Linked DNA regions of Homo sapiens: region 1 is linked to region 2. Evidence: chromatin contacts called from ENCODE Hi-C or POLR2A ChIA-PET data. All regions are on one chromosome and are shown on one strand. The core of a region is the stretch at or near the end of the contact, and the rest is flanking DNA. Distances in the headings are between cores, read along the strand shown.

The links. A loop is a pair of places that touch in the nucleus more often than their neighbours do. ChIA-PET counts read pairs that join two places held with the same protein, here RNA polymerase II (POLR2A). Pooled maps may share reads with other maps.
Region 1: a pooled map shows a loop between it and region 2 (2.7-fold over the local background). The contact joins two enhancer-like sites. A Hi-C loop is called at or near these places in 4 of 50 pooled maps. POLR2A ChIA-PET finds 5 or more read pairs at or near these places in 2 of 52 experiments (MCF 10A and activated T-cell).

Annotation. Positions count from the first base shown.
Region 1 is chr2:84,739,969-84,745,287 of GRCh38, forward strand. DNAH6 (dynein axonemal heavy chain 6) reads left to right here. Exons shown (of 77, transcript NM_001370.2): 63 at 5,112-5,281. Among named protein-coding and RNA genes, the nearest start is that of TRABD2A, 140 kb to the right of the region's middle. RefSeq lists an enhancer at 1,545-1,594. Within about 2 kb of position 1,668, at least 2 of the 41 ENCODE cell types and tissues checked have a DNase peak (open chromatin) inside an H3K27ac peak, as active enhancers do.
Region 2 is chr2:84,814,989-84,819,814 of GRCh38, forward strand. It overlaps DNAH6 (dynein axonemal heavy chain 6), which reads left to right. Exons shown (of 77, transcript NM_001370.2): 76 at 873-1,095; 77 at 4,317-4,601. The coding sequence ends at 4,420. Among named protein-coding and RNA genes, the nearest start is that of TRABD2A, 64 kb to the right of the region's middle. RefSeq lists an enhancer at 2,263-2,312 and a silencer at 2,463-2,612. Within about 2 kb of position 1,788, at least 2 of the 41 ENCODE cell types and tissues checked have a DNase peak (open chromatin) inside an H3K27ac peak, as active enhancers do.

The sequences.
Region 1 (5,319 bases), core at 418-2,917, 75 kb before region 2:
GGGTTCTGCACTGGTTACTCCTCATCTGAGAGAGCTGATACTTCTCTTTTTTTTTTTTTTAATTTGGTATCACTTGGTTGGGGCTTCTTGTTTATTCGTTTTTCCCTTGGGGGTATGACTGTGATGTATATTGTGTATGATTAATTGGCTTCATTTCTAGGTGCTTTCAGAGTGCCAACTCTCTGTACAGGTTCCTTGGTTGCAAGTAGGTTCATGCAGTGACTTTCTCAGAGGTTGTTTGTTGTAGCAATGTAATTTTATTTGGTGGCGTAATTCAGGATGCAGTCTAGTAGATGGTGCTTAAGAGTAAGAACTGATGGGTACAAGCAGGGGTGGAAGCACTAGAGAAGTACAAAAAGCACCTCTGCAGAGCACATTCACCCTCAGTAGGGCAGAGCTGCTGGAGAAGCTTGAGACACAGACTCTTTCAACCCGCATTCCCCAGACTCCAAAGTGAAGAGTCACTTCCAAATCCATGACAGGGCACTGAGAAGAAGGGTGGCGGAGCAAGTGTGACCCCCTCTCCATGTCCATTCCCAGGCTTTGGTGGTACCACCTTCAGTGGCTGGCACTGCACCCATGTTTTCTTTTATCCAAGGGGGTCTTTGGTGGGCTGCACTCTCCCCTCCTTTAGGGACAGTCTGCAGCAAGGGTTAGATCTCCAGGGGAGTGGAGTCTGCCTCCCTCCCACGCCTCAGAGCTGGTGGGGCACTGTTCCCCAACTGACCAAGGAAACAGGCTGGGACACCCCGTTATGACCCATGCAGACCAGTTCTAGGTTGCAAAGCTGTCTCTGACTGAAAGTCTTGCCCTCTGGGAAAAACCTCAGCTTCAGCAACTCTCCTCCCACTCCAGTCTTGTGATGGGAGAGAGCGTAATTCCACCACCTACTACTGGGGCACTCTCCACACTCACTGCTCAATTCTGCCTGTGGGGACCCTTCTCCCCTTCCAGAACAAGCACTTTAATCTCACCTAAGACCAAAATGCTTGCTGTGGCCACCGCTGCCAGGTTACCAAACAATGGCTCTAACCTCTCAAAATGGTGTCAGCCATGGGCTTGCACCTAGAGAGTGGGGAGCCCCTCTCAGGCGAGCAGCATGGACGAGAAGCTGTGAGGAGTGTGGTCCACTCAAGTCTCAGTCTCATAGCAGCTCGTAGCAAGGCATTGGACATTGTCCTAGGTATATATAGGAGAGCCTTGGTCCCCTTTCCCTGCTTGGCTGGGTGGCAGCAGCAGTCACATCAGCCCAAACTCAGGCCAAGGATGAGGCACAGCTCAGCACTACATTCTCAAAATGGTGCCTTGGGCCTGAAAACAGGGAGGGCGGATCACTGCCCAGGCAGGCAGCATGATCAAGAAGCTGTGGGGAGTGTGGTTCATTCACATCTGTCTCACAGCAGCCTGCTACAGAGCTGTGAGTATTGTCCTAGGTATGAGTAGGATGACCTGGTCTCCCTGTTCTTCCTTAGCCAAGCAGAGGCTACAGCCACATCAGCCCAAACTAAACAAAGCATGGAGCTCAGCCCAGCATTAAACTCTCAAAAGGGCACCTTGGGCCTGGGGCTAAAGAGGGTGGGGCACCATTCAGGCAAGCAGCATAAGCAGGAAGCTGTGAGAAGTGTGGTCAACTCATATCTCAGTCTCAACAGCAGCTCATAGCAGGGCAGCAAGTACCCTCTAGGGGGTGCATGAGTGTGCCCGTTCTCCCCTCTCCCTCCCTGGAGCAGCACAGTGGCTGCAGCTGTGTCTGTAAATCCCCAGGATCTGGGTTCTCAAAATGGCACCCAGCTGAGGCTGCACCAGGCTCGGATTCCTGTGGGATTGTGTGTGGGTTCCCTTTCTAGAGAAATGTCTCTGTACAATCTTTAGGCAGTTCCATATGTCAGGCACAAGGCCCTAGTGGGTCAAGGGTTTCTCCTGTAGCCAAGATCTTAAAACCCTGTTTTGGAGCTCCAGGGATTTCCCTCTTACTGTTTCCCTGCATCCAGGACCATCTCCCAGCCCAGTCAGTTCCTGGCTGCGCAAGCTAACTTGAACCCTCTCCTTACTTACTTCTGGTACTTCATGTCTCTTCTCTAATGAATCCAAGCATTCTCTCCTAGATTACCTGTTTGAACTGTGAGTATCTGCTTACTATTCTGGCTCTTCTCCATGGAGGCAGCACGCAATACCTGCATCTAGTCAGCCATCCTGACCTAAAACCTCAAAATACATCTTCTAATATTAATATTATTACAGCAAGCCTCTCTTAGTACTCCCACTCTATATATTTCTGCACTCTTTACTTTCCATTTTTTGTGTGTCATCATTATGTTTTTGGTGTATCTTAGTAGGATTTTGTTGTTGTTTTGAGGAACATGAAAGTCTTTCTTTTAACAGACAAATTTTAATTTGATTATATTTATTATGGCTATTGATTTATTTAAGTTCTTCTTGACTGAGGAAGATTTCCATTTGACAATGTCTAGAGACATTTTTGTTTGCCACAACTGGGGTGGTGCTACTGGCGTCTGGTGGGTAGAGACCAGAGATGCTACTACACATCCTACAGTGCTCAGAACAACCCTCCACAACAAATAACTACAGCATCCAAAATGTCAATATTAGTAAAGTTAAGAAACTCTGATCTGTTTGGACTTACATTGGTCATCTTTATTTTGGGCATATTTTTCTGCCAGCTTTTTCTTTGCTTCCTTTTTTCTTCTTTCTTCTTCCTTCTTCCTTTCTTTATATCCTTTATTTCTCCTCTCCTTCCTTTCTTCTTCAGTTGCATCATCCACACTCTTTATTTTCCCCTCTACTGATTTGAAATTCTATTTTTATTTTTTGGTAATTACTCTTATACTTCTAATATGAATATTTATTTAACTAAGTAAACCCATTAAGTGTGGTGGTTTAAAGTCTACATTAACCAGAATTTCTAAGATCCTAATAGATTTATTGGATTTCTAAATGAAGACTAGGGGGAGAAAAAGCTGTTCAATAAATGCATTAACTTATTGAAAAGTGCATTCCCCCCTAGTCTTTTGTCCCCCACTAGTAAAAATTGTTTCTATGTTATGCACCAGTTAAATGAGACAGCTAGAGGTAGAGATAGAACACAAAAAGAAAAATACTCATAGAAGAAACCCAGAGATGGACAGTTAGGGACAGACCCAAAGCAGAAAGGGCTAGATGGAGCCTCATCTACACAGAGGCAAAGGAAGAGGGAAGGTGTGGAGGTTGAAAAGCAAAGTAATTATAGGGACAACTCATAATTTTTTCATAGAAAGCACCATGTGTTATCCATATCTTTGAGACTAAAATTGCAACAATTTAAAAAAACTTTCCTGTTTTTATGTGTTAGATTTCAAGGTTTGTTCCAGAAATGCTACAGACTTATGAAGGTTTGTACATAGTTTGATAGGTGGCTGGTATTCTAAAAGTGAGCTTTAGATATTTACAAGTGATGTCTAATTCCATTGTCAATCTTACCTTCAGAAACTTCCTAATTGCCTTAATCTTTTGTCTTTCTTGATTTCTAAGTGCTTCGTGTCCTATTGGGAGTTATTTAAAATATACATTATTAAGCTAGGTGTGGTGGCTCATGCCTGTAATCCTAGCACTTTTGGAGGCTGAGGCGAGTGGATTGCCTGAGCTCAGGAGTTGGAGACCAGCCTGGCCAACATGGTGAAATCCCATCTCTACTAAAATACAAAAAATTAGCCTGGTGTGGTGGTGTGCACCTGTAGTCCCAGCTATTCAGGAGGCTGAGGCTGGAGAATTGCTTGAACCTGGGAGGCAAAGGTTGCAGTGAGCCGAGAACACGCCACTGCACTCTTGCCTGGGCAACAGAGCAAGAATCTGTCTCCAAATGAATAAATAAATAATGCATTATTAGATACCATCTTCTAATGCATATTTTATACATTATTTTCTCCCATCATTTCCTGGAGTCCTAATGATTACACAATAAATAATGAGAACCTCACTGGAAAAGGAGTCCTTTTGCAATACATGGTTCTGCTACCTGGTCTTCAGAATAATGCAGACACCTTTAACTAAAGAGTATTGTGACATGGTATGCTTTGTCGTCTCATACCTTGTAATTGTCTATATTCCATATATAAATTATAAATCTTGCAAAGATGAACACTACCCCAAGGCCATGGTCAGAAGTGTCACTAAATTTTTGTGTCACTAGCTTTCTGATTGCTATGATTAAGCCCCCAGAGGAGAGCCCCTGCAGACAAGCTAGAGAAAGTTGCTTTCTAGCCTGAAATGCAAGCCAACAATTGTGCCTAACGGCCAACCCAAGAAACCTGTTTCCTTACTGGAGAACACACTAGTTATTTTGGCTTTCTGAAAGGCTTATACCATATGCATTCTGTACCTACAGAAATGTCAGTGCGAATTCTTAGTACATGTTATAACCATTGTAAGAACTAACTGTGATCCTAACTTTCATACAAGATACAAATCCATTTCTTATAAATATTCTATAGCCAGGGAGCAGGGGATGATGTATCGTTTATTAGGGCATAATGTAAATATGTCAACGTATTCAGCTATTATTTATAGTGTTTGAATTACATATGCTAGAATTTTCAGTTTACTTCATTTATCATAGACTGATTTTATTTTTTTCTTGCTTTTTCTTCTACCTCTAACAGTTATTATTTGACATATTTTTATGCTATTTTCTGGCTCACCTGGGTTCATTTTATTATGTTTTTATTATGGATTTGTTATTTTTATTAATATAAGAACCTACTTTGTCCCATTTAATTATGTTTGCTTTGAATTCTAGTTAATATTACCCTTATCACTTCAATCTTCTTTTTGCTCACATTTGCTTAAGTATCTCTATGCATCCTTTTATTTTTAACCTTCCTAATATTTTGTTTTGTTTTTGTTTTTTGTAAGTGGTTTGCTGCTATTTTCTGATTACATTTTAAATTCTTTACTTTTTGATTAGGTTGGGTAGCAGGGGAGACTGATGTATTTATAGTATACTTGTGGTTAAAACTGATAGTAAATATAGAGATATTTTTAAATTACCAAACATTATTTAATTTCAAAGCCAAAACAAATCTAATTAAATTATCTTTTTTAAATTGTATTTCCAGGATCTTTTGAGACTTATATTAACCCACAGAAATGGGAAGGCTATTCTAAAATGAAACACGAAGATAAACACATGAGACAGGAAAAGGAGGCAGCACACCAAGATCCATGGAGTGCAGGATTGAGTTCTTTCCATAAGCTAATTCTTATTAAATGTTGTAAAGAAGAAAAGGTAGGGCATTTTTTTAATTAAAGGACTGTGTTACAATT
Region 2 (4,826 bases), core at 538-3,037:
CAGGCAAGACCACTGTCAGCCCATTTGCCGCCTTGGCGCAGCATAGGAAAAGGTGCTCCCTCTGGGTGATGCCCAGTTGGTGGACACCCAGTAGGTAGCAGGATAGTTTTCAGGCAAACCTGCATAAACATATGTGCAGCCCAAAAACAGGAAGTCCCATCCTGCTGCACCCAAGAAACAGAAAGGTTAGGACACCAAAAAGCAAAGACCAGCTAAAAAGAATTTAGTTTACCATCCTTTTATTCACTATAAAATGCACTACATATTATCCAAACAGCTTAGTCCTCTGCCTGCAGACGTGAGGCTCCAATTATCCAAAGACCTCGGGCCAGAAATGGCCAAATCCACTCAGGGTTTGAGGAAGGATGACTCAGATGCCCACAATTGGAAAAAAAAAAAAAAAAGTGTGCACCGGTGGAGACATCCAATCACATCACAGGAATCTGATGGGCAGGGTCTCTCCCTCTCCCTCTTTCTTATTTAATACAAACATTTAAAAGTAAGCATAATTTTTAAAAAAGAGAGAAAGAACAAAAAGGAATTGTCCATGGGCACTCTGCAAATATTATTGCAGATATATAATCTGTCTTCTAGGAGGGCATCCAAATCCTTGAAAAACCTTGCTAAGAATAACAGACGATGATCTCAGTACTCCTCCACCTCCCATGAAAAGGGGAAAAGTCATCACATTATTATTACATTTTTTTGCCTCTCAGAGCCTCAGGATTGACCTCTCTAAAATGTGAATAATAACAGCAATGTATAGAGTGTTTTTTAGAATTACCTGGTGAGGATGTGGGACATAGGAAGTGGCTCACACCTGCTGATCCCTTTTCCCCCATCTCACTTTGAGACTTGTGGGTATCTTTCAGTTGCCCTCTCCTGAGGATGGTGTTCTTGTTCATGGGATGTTCATGGATGCTTCTCGATGGGATGATAAGGAGATGGTGATAGAAGATGCATTGCCCGGACAGATGAATCCAGTGCTGCCTGTGGTGCATTTTGAACCACAACAAAACTATAAGCCAAGCCCAACACTTTACCACTGCCCACTTTATAAAACAGGAGCCCGGGCAGGAACACTCTCAACCACAGGTGAGGATGTTCTTAAGATTAGTTCAAATAATGACCAAATGCAATCTTCAATCAAAGTCCAAACACTAAGCTGTGATTGGCTCAAGATCTCCCTTGGGCCAATAAACTAGACTTAAAATGAAGCCACCTATAACATACAAAATTCGTAAATGTAATTATAAATTCTATTTGTTCTGAGTATAGATTAATATTATAGAATTAATTCTTGCTTCTATTAGAATCCAAGGAGTAGAAAATAGAGTTTAACAAGTAGAGACTTCCACTTTCAAAATGGCGGCCTGAATAGACACGAAAATCTCTTTTTTCTCACTAAATCCATTTTTACTCATCATAAAAGAAATTTTAAAATAAATGAATAGGCCGGGAAAGGTGGCTCACCCCTTTAATCCCAGCACTTTGGGAGACCGAAGCAGATGAATCACCTGAGGTCAGGAGTTCAAGACTAGCCTGACCAACATAGTGAAACCCTGTCTCTACTAAATACAAAAAATTAGCCAGGCATGGTGGCGGGTGCCAGTATTCCCAACTACTTGGGAGGCTGAGGCAGGAGAATCACTTGAACCTGGGAGGCGGAGGTTGCAGTGAGCCAACATTGGGCCACTGCACTCCAGCCTAGGTAACAAGAGCGAAAACTCCATCATAAATAAGTAAATAAACAAATGAATAAATGGACAGCCCTGATGCAAAACTCTGAGTGCATCTGAAACTGAGATACAGCCCTGAAAAAAGAAACCAGACAGAAAGAAAGCCACCTCAACAGATACACCAAGGGACAGCTGAAGAATGAGAAGAGAGAATGAACTGGGAAAATCGCCTTGAATACAGCACAGTGAGAGGGGAAAGAAGTGACCCTGTGGAAGGAGCCAGAAATTGCAACATTTTTCTTGTTTTCTAGGTAACCTGAAAGGAGAAAATAAAGAATGGAGGAGAGAGAATGTTTGAAAAAATAATGGCTGGTAATTTCCCAAAACTAAAGAAACACTTGAATCATTAGATTGTGAGGTCTCACAAAGTGGAAGGAATGATTTTTAGCAACCTACAAGTAATCAAATCTTCAAAGAAACCTAGATATACCAAAGTGATACTTAAGACTGTCAGAGACCAAAAAAAAAAAATGCTCAAAATAACCAAAGAGAAGAGACAATGTATAATATATGCTGGAACTGAAATCCCAGAGAATGAGAATCAGATTGATATCAGTCAACTCCCATTATCCACCGTGCATATAAAAAGATAATGGAGAATCACCTTCAAAGGGTTGAGGGAAAATACCTTTGAACCAGAATTCAAAACACAACCAAACCATCTTTCAAAAGGGAAGTGAATAAAGACAGTTTTGAACATACAGAGGCGCTAAATTAATCATCACTGACCTTCTATTTTGAAAACAATCCAGCTGTCTAGCCAGGTGTGGTATCATGTGTCTGTAGTCCCAGCTACTCAGGAGGCTAAGGTGGGAGGATCACTTGAGCCCAAGAGTTCAACACCAGCCTGGGCAACATAGTGAAACCCCCATCTCAATTAAAAAAAAAAAATCCAACTGTCTTTGTTTGTGTTTGTGTTGCTATAAAGGAATACCTGAGGCTGAGTAACTTTAAAGAAAAGTTTATTTGGCTCATGGTTCTGCAGGCTGGTGCCAGCATCTGCTTCTGGTGAGAGCCTCAGGATGCTTCCACTCATAGCAGAAGACAAAAGGGAGCTGGTGTTTAGAGGTCCCATGGCAAGAGAGGAAGTAGGCAAGATGGGAGGGAGGCGCCAGACTCTTTAACAAGCAGCTCTCGCAAGAACTAATAAAGTGACAGCTCACCCCCCATTCCAAGGAGTATTAATCTACTCATCAGGGATCTGACCCCCATCAGCCAAACACCTTCCATTAAGCCCCATCTCCAACATTGGGGATCAAATTTCAACATGAGATTTGGAGGGATCAAACATCCAAACTATAGAAGCCTGGCATAAAGAATTCTTACAAATCAGTAAGGAGAGGGGACCAACAAACTAACATTATCTGAAACTGTGACAGAAACCCCATCTTGTACAAGGATCAAAAGAAACTCTTTTTCAGCTATTTAAAAGAGGGGTAGTCCTATGTAGTAGTCATCAATGGCCACTAATATCCCAAAAAAGAAAGACAATCAGACATAATGTGCTTCCTGATAGAAGTACCTACTACCTAAGAATTATTCTTGCCATAAAACTCAAACCTGCCAGCCTGGGCAAGATGACGAGACCCCGTCTCTACAAAAAATACAAAAATTAGCAAGGTGTGGTGCACACGCCTGTAGTCCCAGCCGCTTGGGAGACTGAGGCAGGAGGATCGCTTGAGTCCAGTTCAAGTCTGCAGTTAGCCATAATCAAACCACTGCACTCCAGCCTGGGCAAAAGAATGAGACCCTATCTCAAAAAAAAAAAAAAAAAAAAAAAAAAAAAGGGAAAAAAAACCTCAAACCTGAATGTAGTCACGCCTCTAGATCTAACCACCCCTTACAGGAAGAGAGGAATATATTTAAAATCACCACAGCAGTGCTGTCATAAAATCCAGATTCTGGGAAACTTAACAGGACAAACAGTCTGGTTGTTTCAACAAATATATTACAAGGGGGCGGCAAAAGAAGCAGAGGGAAACCTACCAATTGAAAGATTTAAGAGACACATCACTGTTGCAAGATATGAAACTCATTTGAATCCTGGTTATTAAGAAATTATTAGGCTGGGTGCAGTGGCTCATGCCTGTAATCCCAGCACTTTGGGAGGCCAAGGCAAGCGGATCATTTGAGGCCAAGAGTTTGAGACCAGCCTAGCCAACTGGTGAAACCCCGCCTCTACTAAAAATACAAAAATTAGCCAGGCATGGTGGTACGCACCTATAGTCCCAGCTACTCAAGAGGCTGAGGTAGGAGAATCACTTGAACCCAGGAGGGCAGAGGTTGCAGCAAGCTGAGATCACGCCACTACACTTCCAGCCTGGGTGATAGAGTGAGACCCTGTCTCGAAAAAAAAAATTCTATGAAGTCTAAGCTGGACAAGTCCTAAAGAATTATTTGTTCTAAAATCTTCATTTTATAGAGCATAAAACAGACCCATAAAGGACTATTTGTCCAGCATCTTTAGGGGCAAGTCAGGCCTGGAACCCAGATGTCTTGACTCTTTGTAGCCTCTCTCTTTGTATGAGGAAGTTATTCTCTTAAGTAACAACCTTTTTTTCCTATATCCTTAATTAGGACATTCAACCAATTTTGTGGTAACCGTCCTGTTACCCTCCAAGCGGTCCAAAGACTACTGGATTGCCAAGGGATCAGCTTTGCTCTGCCAGCTGAGCGAATGAAAAGGTGCCACCTCAGCCCTGAAAAAGAACCAGGCCAGAGATCTTTCCTAATGGGAGCAAAAGGTTTGAATAATTTATATGTGAGCAAAACGGTGTTAATTCTGATTTGACTTAAACGTATTGTGACTTTTATTTCTCTTATGACCTTAAAATAAAGTGTTTGAGTTCTTTCTGTTGGCAATCCAAGCTCTGCTGTAGAAGCAGTGGGTTCAACAACCCACCTGTTAAGCCTGCTCCCCCACCCTAAGTGAGAGGCAGCTTCCCATCAGTTACTTTCTGGGACCCCCAGGAAGAGTAAGGACTCAGCACTCGCTTCCCCTCACAGGCTCCTTTCCTCTTCACCCTGATATGAAAGGCCCCAGGTGCTTCCATTTCTAGACAAGATGAAGGCTCTCAGAGTCCAGTG